Linked DNA regions of Mus musculus: region 2 is linked to region 1. The links are chromatin loops, found by intact Hi-C in ENCODE. Cell type or tissue: left cerebral cortex. All regions are shown on one strand. Links, peaks and the distances in the headings refer to the core of each region. The heading gives the core; the rest is flanking DNA. Region 1 overlaps Myrip (myosin VIIA and Rab interacting protein). Region 2 has its middle 4.5 kb from the start of Gm5922.

Region 1 (2,910 bases), core at 234-2,733:
AGGAGATGACGTGTTACCCCCCCCAACTCGCTCCTACAGTAATAATGGACCCTTCTGGTGTCTTTCTCACCTCTACCCCACAGACCTGGCCCCACTTTTGCAGAGCCCCGATGGGAACTGGATGACCTTGAAGGACGGTAGTAGACAGCCCCCAACCCGCCTGCTGACCAAACCGAAGAGTGGGACCTTTCAGGCCCTGGAGGTGGCGTCCAGTGTGACGTCTGCCTATGATGAGATCGGTTCCGACAGTGAGGAAGACTTTGATTACAGCGAAGCCTTGAGTAAGCTGTGCCCACCGTCCCAGAGCAGGCTCAAGCAACCCCAGCCTCAGCCTACACAGGCCCAGAGTTCTGGCCAAGGTCCCTTAGCCACCTCTCCCTCAAACCCTGAGGCCATGTGCTCGGATTCAGAGACATCTTCCACCAGCTCATCTCGGGAAGCTGGCTGCCGGGCTAAGCTGTCCTGGCTGCAGAGGAAGGCCCCCAAGAACCCCGCAGTGGAGAAGATGCCCCTCCAGGGAGAACTGGACGTCAATTTCAACCCTCAGGCAGCCGGTGGAGAGACTTCCGACAGTAGCGATCCAGAGGAGACCCTCCGCACTGCAGAGCGCCGGGCCAGGAGGTGGAGAAGGGCACGAGTGGGCCCCGAGGAGTCAAACAGGGGTCTGCCTTCACCTGGTGCCCATCCACGGGCACTGCACACGGCTCAGGTAAAGAAACCCGCAAGCACACAGATATTTTGAAAGTAGGATGACCCTTCTCTGCGCATAGTACCCAAGAGAGCCTGGGTTTGGGCTCTGCTGTCTAAGATTCTATTGGTCTTGCGGCCAAGCGCACCCTGAGTTGTCACTTGGGCTCGCCTCTCTGGAGGCTTCCATGTGGGTGCTGTGTCTCTTGAGCTTGACCAGAACATCAACGGCAGGCACAGGTGGTAGGGGGCTTCTTCAGTTCGTGGTGGACAGAATGCAGAGAAAAGGAACACGGGAGAGAGCGGGGGCGGGGGAGGCAGGGCTCGAAAGAGGGCTCGGTTGGAAAAGGGTTCACTGTGTGAGCTTGAAGACCCGAGTTCAGTCACCGCCTACAGAAAAAGCCAAGCATGGTGGCACACACTTGCTATTCCAGTGCTGGGAAGACAGAGACAGGGACAGAGACAGACTCCTCACAGTCACCACATGGCCAGCCTTACCTATTCAGTGAGCCCCAGGCCAGTAAAAAAAAGGTGGATGCCACCTGAGGAACAGCATCTGAGGTTAATCTCTGGTATCTATATTTTCATCACACACACATATACCTTCACACACACAACCATCTCTAAGGACGATTTGTGTCTGCTTTCAACTCTCAGGTCGTGCGTTGTCAGTGAGGAAAGCCATAGCCCGGGGAGCTCAGATGGAAGGAACCTGGAGGCAGGAGCTGATGCAGAGGCCATCCCTGGCTTGCTCCTCATGGCTTGCTCACCCTGCTTTCTCATACAACCTAGGACCACTGACCCCGGAGTGGCACAGTGAGCCGGGCCCTCCCACATCAATCATTTACCCAAACGATGCACCATAGCCTTGTCCACAGGGCAATCTAGAGAGGGATTTTCTCAAGTGAGATTTGCTCTTCCCAGATGACTCTAGCCTGTGTCAAGTTGACAAAATAAAAGCAATGGTCTGGCCTGGTGACCATGACAACACCAGGTAGGGAGGAGCCAGAGGCCAGCCAGAAGGCGCCCTTTACCCTCCTTTCCTCCTCTGGAAGGACTTGAGCAAGTAGCAGTACCCTCTCATCGCCACTAGGTGGCGATGCTGCTACGCTGTCCGGGTGTTCAGATCTTCAGTTTCCTTTCATAGGGCAGTTCTCACTTCTGCCTCCTCCTGAAAATAAGACACCCCAGGTTGAAATGAAATAAAAATTTCATATTTAAACTGTTACTTCAGAAAAAATATAAATAAACATAAGACAAAGCAAGTGACATACTATAATATACAAATATTAAATATTTATATTTGTATAAATATTGTGTCATAATATACATACAAAACTATAATATACAGATATTAAAGCATCCCAGTGGCGTTTACTGCCAGGCAAGGTAGCACATGTCACTGATTCCAGTACTCCAGAGGCATAGGATAATGTATCAGAGGCTAACCTGGACTACATAGCGAGTTCTGGTCTAGCCTAAACCACCTAATAAGAAACCACACACATCCCCATCCCAGAAGACAGACGTGGCTGAAGAGATGTCTCAGCAGTTAAGAACACTTGCTTCTCCTAAAGAGCACCTGGATTTAGTTCCCAGCACCCACATCAGGCAGCACACAGGTGCTTGTAACTCCAGTTCCAGAAGATCTGACGCCCTCTTTCTCTGCACTGAGGGCACAGGCACATACGTAGTGCACATACAGACAAAGAGTCACAAATAATTTAAAATAAAATAAAAATGAACAAATTAACTCATTGCTATGCCCCCTCCCCCACCAAGTGACTAAAGGTGTATTTTGTGTGAGGCCGTTTTCTTAGTTTGGGTTTCTGTTGCCATGATGAAACGCCATGACCAAAAGAAAACTGAGGGAAGGGTTTATCGGCTTACACTCCCACGTCCCTATTCATCATGGAAAGAAGTCAAGACAGGAACTCAAACAGGGCAGGAACCTGGAAGTATGAACTGGTGGGAAGCAGTGGAGGGGGGCTGCTTACTGGCTTGCTCACATGGCTTGCTCAGCCTGCTTTCTTACAGAACCCAGGATCACCAGCCCAGGGATGGCCCCACCCACAGTGGACTGGGCCCTTCCCCATCAATCACTAATTAAGAAAACACCTTACAGGCTCGCCCACAGCCCCATGTTATGGAGGTATTTTCTCAATCGAGGTTCCCATTTTCAGATGACTTGCTTGTGTCACATGGACACACATAAAACTATCA
Region 2 (2,910 bases), core at 185-2,684, 290 kb before region 1:
AGGAAGGTTGAGAATCATTGCTCTGGGTGGTCTAGGTTTCTGCAAATAGGTCATTTAGACTGATTGGCCATCAGTCCCTAGGGATCCTCCTCCTGTCTCTGCCTCCCCAGTGTGAAGATTGCAAGTGCGCACTAGCGTGTCTAGATTTAAAAAGAAAGGATTAGTGTGTGTGTGTGTGTGTGTGTGTGTGTGTGATATCCAATGCCCACTTCTGGACCTGCATACACTTGGTGCACATGAGCCCATAAAGTATTTTTATGTATGGACATAAAAATAAAATTAGCAATAAAGAGATCTTCATAGCAAATAGGAAACTGAGACACAAGTTCAAACTTACTTGGAGGGTGTCTTTAGTTTTTAGAATGACTTAGGTAGAGGGGCATCAGCTGTTTTCCCACCACTCCCAAGGGCAAGTGTACCTGGGAATTATCCACCACTTAAAGTGTCAGTCAGACAGTCTGGAAACCTTAAGAAATATGGAAGCACCAATAAGGGATCTAGTCTGAATAACAAGGTTAAGAGGGCTTCGGTGTCACAGACACAGGTTCTATTGTGAGAAACTGCATTGCTCCTGGAGCAGGAGGAGGGGCTTACCCAGGAAGTAAACACACAAGTCTCAGGAGGCTCCTGAAAATTACAAGGTTCGTGAGATCCCCCCTCCCCAAGGTTATGAAGTCAGTGGTGACTGCTGAACAAATATACTCTCAGACAGGCTGCAAACTGTGCTGGGAGCTTTAGGGATGCTGGTTTTATGGGTTGTTAACCTGTCCTGGAGTGGTGATCCACCTTCCCTGGAGTTATTCATGTTCCTGTAACTCCTCATCCAGTCTCTTGTAATAACATTCATAAACTTGCTAGTTCACTGACCTAGACTTCAGTGGGTAGAATTGTTCTCTTTGTTTTCAATGATTTATGCAAGTGAATACATGTTTGTTTGCATTTCCCAAGGAAAAGTCACATCACAGCCACCATGCTGGGTTTTATTCAGTGCATGAGTCAAACCCAGGGTTTCTGTATCCTAGACAAGCACTGTACCAACAGAGCTACATCCCCAGCCCTGAACTCACAGAGACCTCCTGCCTCAGCCTCCCGAGTGCTGGGATGATAGGTGAGCATTGACATTCTCAGCTCATCTGGATATCTAATACAGTAATTAGGAACAATACTGTCACAACATGGAAACTCTTGAACGGTCAGTGAACTTGGCCCAGATTATGACTAGTTCCTGATCTCTGTCAGCATGTCAGTCACCTTCTATGGGACTTGATAAGGTTTGGGAACTGTTTGGTTAATATCACAGCTTTATGTAGCCATAAGATAGCTACCAGGGCAATCCAGGAAGAGCCTTTCTAATTGAATAGCATTATTCTACGCCTTTCAACTGTTGGTACTGACTTACTCTGGCCACCAGGGGGCAGGACAGTACCATGGTTGCCAGAACAGACCTCTTCTGACTGGAATTCTGTTTGCTGCGGCACAAGCCTGTAATCACAGTTGAGTCACGAAGAGTTTCTAGTTTGCTTTTTGTGGCTGTGATTAAAAACAAAACAAAGCACAAAAGACAAAAGCTGGCTAAAAGCAACACGGGAGAAAGGGTTTTATGATTCCAGGTTACTGCCCCATACTGCAGGGAAATCGCAGAGGCCGAGACAGTTTGCCTCAGTCAAGTTTAGAGAGAGATGAAGGCACCCACACTGCATGCTGCCTGCTCACTTGGACACAGTCAGCCAGACTCTGCATAATTCTGCAGCCTAGAGCCCCCTATCCAGGACCTGGGGCTGCCCACAAAGGTTGACTCAAATAATAATCTGGACAATCATCCAAAGATATGTATGCCCACAGGCCAGCCTGATGTGGCCAGTCCCCCAGCTGAAACTCCCTTCTTAGCTGATTCTAAGCTGTATCAGCTTGACAGCCCAAACTAACCAGTACAAGCAAGGGCGGTGAGTTTGAGGTCAGCTTGAGCAACACAAAAAGACCCAGTCTTAAAAATAAAAACAAGACAGGTTATGTCACACAAGACACACACCTCTAATTCCAACAGTTAGGAAGAGAGGTAGGAAGATCTCTGTGAGTTCAAAGCCTACCAAGTGCGTTCCAGGACAGCCAGGGATACATAGTGAGACCCTGACACACACACACTAAATAAACCTAAACCAAAATACGTTCCCGCCCCCACCCCTGTAAAACACAAAACTAAACAGAACAAGTTACAAAAAGACAAGTGCATCTCCGACTGCTTACTTTGTGATTTAATGGAAGCTTGGGGGGGGGGGGGAAACTCCAGCACTTTGATGCTGTCCTCTGGCTTTTGTGGGGACTGTGCTTACAGGCACACCCACACATCTCATTAAAAATAAGGTCTTGGGCTGGTGAGATGGCTCAGCGGTTAAGAGCGCGGACTGCTCTTCCAAAGGTCCTGAGTTCAAATCTCAGCAACCACATGGTGGCTCACAACCATCTGTAATTAAATCTGATGCCGTCTTCTGGAGTGTCTGAAGACAGCTACAGTGTACTTACATATAATAAATAAATAAATATTTAAAAAAATAAGGTCTTTTAAAACGTTTTGGTTTCAAAAGCTATGAAAGTGATAATTAAAATATATACCTATTTGGTTGTTTTGGGGTACTAGGCAAACCAGGATGCTGGAGGCACAAGAAGACTTTCTCTGCTTACAAACAGGGCCCTTCATCCACACGAAACAAAGCAAAGACGATGAAACTCTCCATTCTCCATCTCTCAGTGTGAGAGCATGCAGAAACCTGTGACAGCACACAGCTTACCGAAACAACACACAGCTTCCCTGTGACAGCACACAGTTTCCCTGTGACACCACATAGTTTGCTGTGACAGCACACAGTGTTCCTGTGACAGCACACAGCTTCCCTGTGACAGCACATAGCTTCC

The links. Peaks named below come from ENCODE experiments on the same cell type or tissue, not always from the same donor. Only the 100,000 strongest peaks of a DNase experiment are listed, where the experiment ranks them.
Region 2: it touches region 1 in a loop (7-fold over the local background); 11 of 42 quality-filtered maps call a loop at or near these places.

What each region holds. Positions count from the first base shown.
Region 1 is chr9:120,432,270-120,435,179 of GRCm38, forward strand. It overlaps Myrip (myosin VIIA and Rab interacting protein), which reads left to right. Exons shown (of 17, transcript NM_144557.5): 10 at 84-709. Among named protein-coding and RNA genes, the nearest start is that of D830035M03Rik, 59 kb to the right of the region's middle. In left cerebral cortex, for the core only: a CTCF peak has its summit at 1,773 (motif pointing right); a DNase peak (open chromatin) is centred at 1,774.
Region 2 is chr9:120,139,424-120,142,333 of GRCm38, forward strand. No RefSeq gene overlaps it. Among named protein-coding and RNA genes, the nearest start is that of Gm5922, 4.5 kb to the left of the region's middle. In left cerebral cortex, for the core only: a CTCF peak has its summit at 1,407 (motif pointing right); a DNase peak (open chromatin) is centred at 1,417.